Regions from separate parts of the Homo sapiens genome. Here region 2 is linked to region 1. Evidence: read pairs that join two places in POLR2A ChIA-PET (ENCODE). Cell type or tissue: K562. All regions are shown on one strand. Each heading gives the region's core, and the rest is flanking DNA. Links, peaks and the distances in the headings are about the cores only.

Region 1 (5,384 bases), core at 269-5,268:
TGCATAGCAACTAATTGGGGTTTTTTTCCTTGTATAAGTAATACATCTTCGTTTAAGAAAAATTAGATATAGATAGGCCAAAAAATTGTAGGTATAGACAAGCAAAAAGAAGATAGACATCATACATGCCTAACGTACCATCTAGACACTTTAGTGTATTATAGTCTACCAGAATGTTTAAATTTTTTCTAAACTTGGTTCATGCAAATAATCCAAATGCTAGCTAGCTTGTTGCTTTTTTTTTTAGAAAAAAAATACAGTCAACATCTTTGTGTGTGTCCTTATTTTATAGACTCATTATTAATGTCTGCATAGATCATAATTTAAACATCCCTCTCAGGTTGTTCACAGGGATTTTGGCTGTTTTAAATACTGCTGAAATGAGCATCTTATAATGTGATTTTTTTTTCCATCTGCCAGATTGCTTTTCAGAATGGTTCCCGTCTTTAAATACCCACCAGTAGAATATTGGTGTTTCCTTCCTTAATGCCAGCAGTCGTGCTACCTAAACACATTGGAGAACCACTAATAGAGATCCGTTCCAGGCTGGGCACAGTGGCTCGTGCCTATAATCCTAGCACTTTGGGTGGCAGAGGAGGGTGGGTCACCTGAGGTCAGGGATTCAAGACCAGACCGGGCAACATGGCGAAACCCCGTCTCTACTAAAAATACAAAAATTAGCCAGGTGTGGTGGCAGGCACCTGTCATCCCAGTTATTCTGGAGGCTGAGGCAGGAGAATTGCTTGAACCCCGGGGACAGAGTTTGCAGTGAGCCAAGATAACACCACTTCACTCCAGCATAGGCAAAAGAGCGAGACTCCATCTCAAAAATAAAAATAAAATAATAAAAAGTTCTATTAATTTAGAAACATTATTTTAAAATAATGGGTAGAAGATTTGAATACTGGTTAACTCAGAAGAATGGAAATTGCAAGGATGGCAGGAATTACTTTCTATATTTTGGGATTATTTCACTTACCATAATAACCAGTATTGTTCTAATTAAAAGAATTGACAACTCAGAAAGATCTTTAATTCCTCCATACCCTTTCCTCCTTTTATGGCAGAGACAGCTGGTATAATTGGAGAGCATCGCCCCACCAGTTAGGTAAAGTTGATCTTTTTTCATAATAGCTAGGGGAGTGGCAAATGAGCAAATTGAAGAGAATGAAAGGAAAAAAAATGTTTCCATCTCCTGTGGCCCCCAGCTCCAATCCCCAGGGATATTCCCATGACCTAGACTCATCATAACTTAAAGAAGGACCTCATAGGCATTTTGCCATTTAGAACTTAAAATGTGTTTTGTTTTTCATAGAGGTAGTGTTATAAATCATTGTTATATCCTCCAGTCAGATCTGAAAAGGTATTTGGCTGCAATATAGTTCAAATTTTTCAATGAAAAAGTAGTAGGAAACTACTGTTTGCTGGTAACTGTAGAAAACAAATATGAGTTAAGTAGGAGGTAGTATGGATTTTTCATTTTTAAGTGTTTACCTTAAATTTGTGTTTGAGAAAAGGCAAGTTTAATTGGAGCATGAGGGAAGAAGAGGAGTGAATTTGGCCCCAAAAGTTAAACTGTCCATCTTCAAGCAGAAGGCCAGTTAACTCTTGGATCAAATAGATCCCTCAGATTTAAGCACAAATGAACAAGTGCCTGCCTAACTTTCTTCATTAGATAGCAGCTCTGGGAGGATTTGAGATATAAGAAGAAACTAGGGCCTTTTCTCCTTTGATTAGGACCTCTGGTTTATTCTGAATCTAGATTGGGAAGCTGTGGGATCATCTTGACCCCAGCTCCACTCACTGTCTCAACTACACTCTTCCAAAGCTGTTATCTCCTTTGCAAGGCAGTCTAGATCTCTATACCCAGGAAGGAATGAAAAGAGATGAGGCTTAGTTACCTCTGTGGAGATCCACTGAGAACCCCAGAGTTGATATAAAGATTGTTTTAAACTGAAGAGATTTGAGATTCAACAGATGCAGAGAGAAGCCTACTTGGAGTTTATCTGGCTAAAAGCAAATACATGTCACAAACGAGGGCTGACATAAATTCTCCCTTTGGAGTGAGTCTGTTCCCAGGAGAGAGGCCAAGAGTAAACCTCTGGTAGGGGTTGGAGGGGTAGTCTTTTGGCCCTAAGAAAAGAAAGACCACTCATACCTATGTAGACAGACATTGTAAACTTGATCTCTCATTTGTTCTGAAAATACCATTTGTGTTCCCTAAAGAAATCTGTTCTTCCCAAAAGGTTTTTCTCCTGCTGTCCTTTCCTCTTCTAAGTTAGGTATATAAGCCCTAAATTCTAACTACTCAGTTATCACTGAGTGTGAGTGCACCTGTGTATGTGTGTTGCACATGTAAATACACTTTTTCTGCACCTCAAATGCCACTTTTCTGCCATTGAAACAATATCCGAGCTCAGAATACCTTTCATCAAGGTCCTGTTAAGAACTTTCAACAACCTTGAAGTTGGCTGATGGAACATTTAGACCTGCTATCCTTGGGTACAGCCCTAAGTGGGGCCCTCCAGTGGTCTCTGCTTTATGCAGTAATTCCCATTCTCCTCTGTGCTTATTCCCCAGTGACTCATCTTCTCAGTATGCTTCTGGCGTTCTGTTCTTGGGGTGGCATGTTTCTTTACATTCTCAGCCTTTCTGGAAAAGTCAAGGGACTTGCCTTTTCTGCCTAGCCCAACAACTCTCTGCCCTATTTATCCCAGTATATCTTATTGCCTCTTACTGGTAGAGGCAATTAAAGGTCTCAGGTATTCATTTCCTGAACTTCTCATTCTCACTTAACAAACTCACCTACATCTGTGTCCATCCTAGCCATCTCTCTTGAAGGAGCTGTCCCTCCTCCAACAAGAGTAGAATGATACCTCATTTTTAATATGCACTTTTACTGCTTACAGTTGAACCTTTTTTTTTTTTTTTTTTTTTTTGAGACATAATCTTGCTCTGGTGCCCAGGCTGGAGTGCGGTGGCGCAATCTTGGCTCACTGCAACCCTCCGCCTCGCGGGTTCAAGCATTCTCCTGCCTCATCCTCCCGAGTAGCTGGGACTACAGGTGCACACCACCATGCCCGGCACATTTTTTTGTATTTTTAGTAGAGATGGGGTTTCGCCAGGTTGGCCAGGCTGGTCTCAAACTCCTGACCTCAGGTGATCTGCCCGCCTCAGCCTCCCAAAGTGGTTGGGATTATAGACGTGAGCCACCGTGCCCAGCCAAACTTTTTTTTTTTTTAACTGGGTCTCTGTGGCCCAAGCTGGAGCATAGTGGCATGATAATGGCTCACTGCAACCTGGACCTCCTGGGCTCAAGTGATCCTCCTGCATCAGCCTCTCAAGTAGCTCGGACCACAGGCATGCACCACCATGCCCAGATAATTATTTATTTTTTGTAGAGACAGGGTCTCCCTATGTTGCCCAGGTGACTCTTGGACTCCTGGGCTCAGGTGGTCCTCCCACTTCTGCCTCCCAAAATACTGGGATTGTAGGCACTAGCCACTGCACCTGGCCTTGAACAGTTTTTTTTAGTGTTGGCTATTTGTGTCTTTTAGAGCTTGTCTGTCCTTCGTTAGTGTTTCTGCTGGGGTATTTATTTTTTCCTCACTTAGGGTAAAAAAAATAGAAGATATCCTCAAGAACAAGATAAATGCAAATAGCCAGAATTTCCGTAATCGAGAGGTTACAAAAAGTAACAGTCAAATAAATCAGAAAATAATTTTGTGGCAGTTAAAATGAACTACTCATTTAAAAGAGAAGTTGACATTTTAAATAAAGAACTCTTAACTAATAACACACTCAGATGTTTGTATTCTTTCACTTAGCAATGGATTCTGAAAACACAGTCCTAAATACAGAAGACATTTTAAGTAAAGATATGGCATTATTTATAGTAGGGAAAATTGAGCACAAATGTTCAACACGAAGGATTGTAAAGTGATTTATAATATATCCACACACTGTGCTTTCTTAAAAAATACTCTGTGATCAGAAAGTTGGTCCCTTTTATGTCCAGGTTTTCATCTTAGTCCCCCACAATTGTGACACAAACCTCTGTACAATATTGCTGACAAACCTGTGACCGTTTTTTTCCTCATTCCGCAGTTATGTAGGCTCTTACACAGTGATATAGTGGTAACCAGAATATACATGATCCTGTCATCATGAAGCTTAGTCTAGCGGTGACTTTTTTTTTCTTTTTCTTTTTGAGATGGAGTCTCCTTTTTCACCGAGGCTGGGGTGCAGTGGCACATTCTCAGCTCACTGCAACTTCTGCCTCCCAGGTTCAAGCAATTCTCCTGCCTCAGCCTCCCAAGTTGCTGGGATTACAGGCACACGCCACCATGCCTGGCTTATTTTTGTATTTTTAGTAGAGATGGGGTTTCACTGTGTTGGCCAGGCTGTCTTGAACTCCTGACCTTAGATGATCCGCCCGCCTTGACCTCCCAGGAGTGTTGGGATTACAGGCATGAGCCACCACGCCCAGCCAGCAAAAACATTTTTTAACCTGCATTTGAGTCCTGTGATACTTTCTGATGACGCCTTGCAGTGGTTCAAGTGGAATTTTGCAAGTTGAAAGAAATGTCTTTAAGAGGTGATTTCACTCTGTGAGCTGAGAGGCAGTGTGGCTAACTCTTAATTCTTCTTCACTTCACTTTTGGCATATTGGTGTATTTTGTATAACGTTTTTGGATTATTTTGGATAAAATTATAGAAACTCTCCCAAGCTAAATGGGAACATTTTAATTGTATTGCAGTATACTGTTTACATTGGTGGGTGATGACAGTCGACCTTTTTAAAATTTTAATGGTTCGTTGGTTTTATGTTTAGTTGCTTTTTAATACAGAATAAATACATGGTTGTAAAAAACTTAGTACAGATATAAGTAAAGTAAACAGCAAAGGTCACTGACATTTCCCATTCCCTTTACCCAGAGGTTACTTTCTGGGCATTTATAATGTTCCAAGCCCTAGTCTCTACAACTTCATGAGGTAGGTACTATTATCTCCACTTTATGGGAAACTGAGGCACAGAGAAGTTAAGTGACTCGCACAAGGTCGCACAAGTTCTGAGTGGCAGAGGTGAACCAGGATTCAACCCCCGGCATATGTCTCCAGAGCCCAGCTTTTGTCAGAGTTGACCTATTAAGTTTTCAGATGTGCCCATTTCTTATCAGAAAAGGGAAGAATGGCAGAGATACCTAAAGAAAAGTGGAAGGAAGGAAGAAGTAAGTGGATGTAAAGAGTAAAAAGGATGCCTGGCTTCTGAAGAGGAAGTAGACAGGGTAGTGAGAAGCGGTTAGGCACTTACTATGTTGTGGGCATTGCTGACTTGAAATCTGTTTCCTTCTCTGTAAATGGGGGAAGGAGAGTGGTGGTAA
Region 2 (5,384 bases), core at 251-5,250, 56 kb before region 1:
CCTACCCCTGAGTAAACTCATACAAATCGAGTTTCTAGACCTGGCACAGCTCCTCGTCTGTGCAGCCTGCAGGTGGATGCTGTATATGGCTTGATTATCAAATACATTATTTTGTGTAAAGAATTCTAAGTTGCTACAGTATATATCAAATGAGGTATACTGTAAGGGGTCAAAAGCTGCAAAAGCACTTCTTGAAGTTAAGAAGTCAGGTAGATAGGCATGAGTGGCCATATTATACCTATTCCTAATTAATAAATTAAAGATCTAGAAGATGAAAGGATATGCATGGTAATTGCAGCCAGTGACAAATTGTTAGGCACTGCAAATACAACCAAATACAGATGGCTAATACAGATGGGCTGGGGGCTGGGGGCTGGGGGAAGTACTATAAATAAGCATTTCATCATTTTTCTAAATCTACTGAAATTCTGTTTCATGCTACCCGCTCCATGGAGCCTTCTCTAAGAGACTACAGGACTAAAATGCTCTCCCAGCTTAGCACTCCTATAGGACTTATTGGGTGTACCATGCTAAAGGCAAGGAATGTAGGCTGCCTCATACTGTAGTTATTTCTGAAGAAACTGTATTTCTTTTAGTAAACATTTTAGACAGTCTTTGGAGATAAAAACCAGTGTTTTTTACATCTTTATAGTGCCCATCGTTCCTTGCATATTTAAAAAAAGTATACCCTGTTCCATTTTTTGTGTATGTTTGAAATTTCCGTTGTAAAAAAGTGTTTTTAAAAGATTACCTCACCAAACACAGTTTGAAGTCAATACCAAAAAAGTATATATGTTCACTTCTAATATGAGGCTATAGAAAAAAAGAAAAAAAGGTATAGATGTAACAGAGCAGTCTAAAATAATATTGAAAATTATATTTAAAAAAGGAAATCTAGGCCGGGTGCGTTGGCTCACGCCTGTAATCCCAGCACTCTGGGAGGCCGAGGCTGGTGGATCACGAGATCAGGAGTTCAAGACCAGCCTGGCCAACATAGTGAAACCCCGTCTCTACTAAAAATACAAAAATTAGCCAGGCATGGTGGTGCGCGTCTGTAATCCCAGCTACTTGGGAGGCTGAGGCAAGAGAATCGCTTGAACCCAGGAGATGGAGGTTGCAGTGAGCTGAGATTGTGCCACTGCACTCCAGCCTGGGTGACAGAATGAGACTCTGTCTCAAAAAAAAAAAAAAAAAGGAAATCTAAAGATGATGGTTATGGCACCTCAGCATTTTGAACTATTACTACAAGTAACCAAGGTGACAAGATAAATCATAAAATTCTGATAAATTTTTTGAAAAAGATATTAATAGTAATCCAAGTTCCTTAGGAAACACATATTTTTTCCTAGATATTAAATCCTAAAGAAGTTGTTATTTAAATCTCTGTATGAGGAGATCTGAGTAATGTAATAGTCCATGTCTTCCCAGGTAGTTTTTCAAAAAATGCAAAAAATACCTATGTGGCCTAAACTTTAGTCTGTACTCTCTCATGGTTGTGGGCAAGTCACTTAACCTCTACATGCCTTGGTTTCCTTGTAAGTGAAATGAGGTAAATAATATCGGCCCAATTTCATGTGGTGGTTATAAGAATTATATATAATAACTTACATGAATGAATTATTCAAATATAAATTAGGACTCATATGAATACAGGAAACACTTATAGTGCTTGTATATGTCAGGCACCGTTTAAATAATTTAGTTATTTTGTTATCTCATATAATCTTCACATCAGTCTATGAAGTAGGTAGTTATTATTTTCATTTTGCAAATGACAAAACTGAAACACAGAGATGTTGAGTAACTTGCCCAACACTTGTATTTGATAATCAAGCCATATACATTATCCACCTGCAGGCTGCACAGATAAGGAGCCGTGCCTGGATTGCAGGTCTAGAAACCCTGAGTATGAGTTTACTCAGGGGTAGTGAAGTAATACACACAGACTAAATGCAAAGAGACTAGTATATAAACCAGAGTGCCAATCTATTCGTTTATAATGAGAATTATTTATTTTCCATAATATTTCCAAGGGCTCTGGCTACCAAGTAGGGGAGCCAGGCTACGAATCTAGTCATTCTGGCTTTAACAGCCAGGCTCATAACCATGCACTCTGCTGCCTCTCTCTGAAACTAATAAAGTTTCACTGTATGGTGTGTTGTAGTGAGAAAAGAGGGCACAGGCCTTAGCATTATAGAGATGTATCACCAGAGCAAGTCCAGCCAGCTGCCAAGAGGCTCACTAAGGTGTTATCCATTTGAGTGAATACCCTCAGCCCAGCAAGCCCAGAAACCTGATTCTGTTAGCACACTGAGACTACCTCCATTTATCAGGGGCAGAGCTCATCAAGCAGATTTAAGGAGACTGACATATAAACCTAAAGACCAATTTTTAAATGAACAGACATACAAAGTCACATAGTAGAAAATACCTGGACTGGCTGGGCACAGTGGCTCACGCCTGTAATCCCAGCACTTTGGGAGGCCAAGGTGGGCGAATCACTTGAAGCCAGGAGTTCCAGACCAGCCTGGCCATCATGGCGAAACCCCGTCTCTACTAAAAAATACAAAAACTAGCTGGGCGTGGTGGCCAGTGCCTGTATTCCCAGCTACTTGGGAGCTGAGGCAGGAGAGTCACTTGAACCTGGGAGGCAGAGGTTGCAGTGAGCCGAGATTGTGCCACTGCACTCCAGCCTGGGCAGCAGAGTGAGACTCTGTCTCAAAACGAGTGAATGAATGAATGAATGAGAGAAAGAGAAAAAAGAAAAGGAGAGGAGAGGGGAGGAGAGAGGAGGGGATGGGGGAGAGGAGGGGGAGGGGAGGGGAGGGGGGAGGGGAGGGGAGGAGAATACCTGGGTTCTGGGCTCCCAAACAAATGCACCGTCTCTGTAGATAAGTACTTGGGAAGCCAAGTAATGATTGGAAGATTGCTTAGTGGTATGGAATTTGGGAGCTAATTGGATAATCTTCAATAGACCTGCCACAGGACCCTAATACAAATATTTCTACTGTAAAATGATACACGTGTTCCTAAAAAAACCTCACTTTCTGCAAAATCATCCTCTATAAAGTTACAGTGGTTATGGAGGTGGGGCAAATAGGCTTGGGACAAATGATTCAAAACCCTTGCAACATTTTAACACTAACTAAAACAATAATTGGTACCAGGAGAGAGAACTTGGATGGTCTAGACAAGCAGTTTACTGTGGCTGGAGGCTGCCTCAGGGGATAGTAAATGCAAATATAGTGTAATTGCAGGCTTGAAGCTGCTGAGACCTGAGCTCTGAGCCAGCGGGGTTGCCGTTAAGTTGGGCACAGGAGGGAAGTGCAAGCTGCCACTTGATGGAGAGCTGCGCAAGGCTGGTGTTGTGCCTCTCTGAGGAGGGAACCCTGGATGCTGGCTGAAAAGAATCCTGCTTATACAACAGCCAAGCTGAAGGCTTTTTCTTTCCAGCTGAAAGCTTTAATTCTCTTCCCACTATTCTGCTTTCTTCTGACTAGGAAAAAATCATGAACCAACACAACCCCCACATTATACTGACATCATTCTCCTATTTATCAATCGTATGTGAACTTGGTGTTATAGAAACATCTGTTGTAGCAGAACAGACAGTGCTCAGTCCACAGCGGGGTTTGGGGATTGGAAAATGCCCTTTCTTAGGAAGAGTGCTTTGCTTAAATTAGTGGTTCTCAACTGGGGATGATTTTGCCTGTCTTCCCCCAACCCCACCCCAGAAGACTTTTGACAATGTTTGGAGACATTTTGTTGTCACAGCTGGGGTGGAAGGTGCTGTTGGCATCTAGAGGCCAGAAAATGCTACAAAACATCTGCAGTGCACAAGCCAGCCCCCCACACAACAGGAAGTTCTCCTGCCCCCAGTGTCAGCAGTGCCAAGGTGGAGACACTTTGGCTTAGATGGATGCTGCACTTTTGGCTCTTTGGGCTCCCCTTCCAAGCAAGCAAGTCCCCAGTTTCCACAATCATATTTGAAATGGATGCAATTAGATGTCGCCTAATTTACAGTCATGTTATTGTACCCCCTTCCTGCATTTACATACAGGTGAACATACAGGTTATCTAAACTCTTTGTCACTCATTTACAGCGAATGTTTTGGCTTATTCCATGGAGAGTTAATCACACTCATTCAGTAAAGATTTAGCTAATAGAAAGCTTGGCGAACAATCTTGGAGGCTTCTTCAATGATGTTTCCCACTCCCAACAGGATGCTTCTATGTTTATATTACCTAGGAGCTAAACGCCAGGCTTCTCTACAATATAATTCGGTTGCTCAGTGCTTTAATTAAAAGAGACCAGGGAAAAAATTCTGTTCCCACCATTTTACCAGCTGTGTGTGTGACTTTAGGCAAGAGGTGTAACTCACTGGAGGCTTAGTCTCTGTTTTTCTGTAAAATAGGGATAACCATGTCTGATTTACAGGATTGTTGGAAAGATAAAATACAGTGTGTAAAGTGCACAGCACTACTTTATGCATAACATCCTCAATAAATATATTAGTTCCCTTTCCCTTGTGATGCTACCATACCCAAATAGCCATTGTGATGTTTCCTTTTCATGCACTTCAGCTTTTCTTTTTCTAAGTAGTTCTCTGTTTCTCAAACTCCAGGTTCCAATGACTTCTGTAATAAAATGAAAGTGATTAGAAAAAGTGATGAACTGTGGTGTCTATCAGCAAAAGTCCTGTAGCCAAGTGGCAGAGTCTCTGTTCTAGGTTTTTCTCCTAGCTTTTTGAGGACAAGGACTGCATCTCATTTATCCTTGTATCTCCAGAGAAAGCCTGGAAGCAGACATTCAGCAAATGTTTTTGAATGAAAAGGTCAGAGACCTACTCCTACATAGTATTTGTACATAAGTGTGCTACCAACCTATTAATTTCTTCAAAGTAATTTTATATATTGTACAAATAATGAAAAAAGTAGCCATATTTTGCTGTCTTTAACATGATAACTTGTTTTCATTTTATTCCTCACTTCTATCCAGTCTTTATATTACACAAAGTTGTAAGAATAGCATACCACAATTTTAATCTTTTTATTAAGCTAGCGTTATATTAGAACTATTTTCCATGACGTAGTCTTCATAATGATAATTTTAATGACAATGTGATACATAGTCTAGTTGATGTACTCTCATTTACCCAATCATTCCTCTTGGATTGAGCATTTAGATTGTTGCTAGTTATCTTTGCCTTGTATATCAAATTATAATAAGCATATTCATTGCATATAGCTTTTCTTTGGTATTTTTTCCTTAGAACGGTGTTTTTTCAAGTTCTTTGGAAAATTAAGGGTTTGATCAAAAAAGTTTCTGCTGCTGTCTAAGGTTGAGAAAAATTGATGAGTCTTTGATGCAGAGCTTCCTAGAG

The links. ChIA-PET counts read pairs that join two places held together with the same protein. Peaks named below come from ENCODE experiments on the same cell type or tissue, not always from the same donor. Only the 100,000 strongest peaks of a DNase experiment are listed, where the experiment ranks them.
Region 2: POLR2A ChIA-PET joins it to region 1 with 5 read pairs; 26 of 35 experiments call an interaction of 5 or more read pairs at or near these places.

Annotation. Positions count from the first base shown.
Region 1 is chr9:97,987,899-97,993,282 of GRCh38, forward strand. The region is part of intron 1 of ANP32B (acidic nuclear phosphoprotein 32 family member B); the gene reads left to right. It overlaps LOC124902225 (a long non-coding RNA gene), which reads left to right. Exons shown (of 2, transcript XR_007061685.1): 2 at 1,068-3,796. Among named protein-coding and RNA genes, the nearest start is that of ANP32B, 7.2 kb to the left of the region's middle. In K562, for the core only: no CTCF peak of the experiment used is centred there; DNase peaks (open chromatin) are centred at 1,822 and 2,543; H3K4me3 peaks cover 549 bases.
Region 2 is chr9:97,931,627-97,937,010 of GRCh38, forward strand. HEMGN (hemogen) reads right to left here. Exons shown (of 4, transcript NM_197978.3): 2 at 4,545-4,638. Among named protein-coding and RNA genes, the nearest start is that of HEMGN, 3.9 kb to the right of the region's middle. In K562, for the core only: no CTCF peak of the experiment used is centred there; no DNase peak of the experiment used is centred there; H3K4me3 peaks cover 4,040 bases.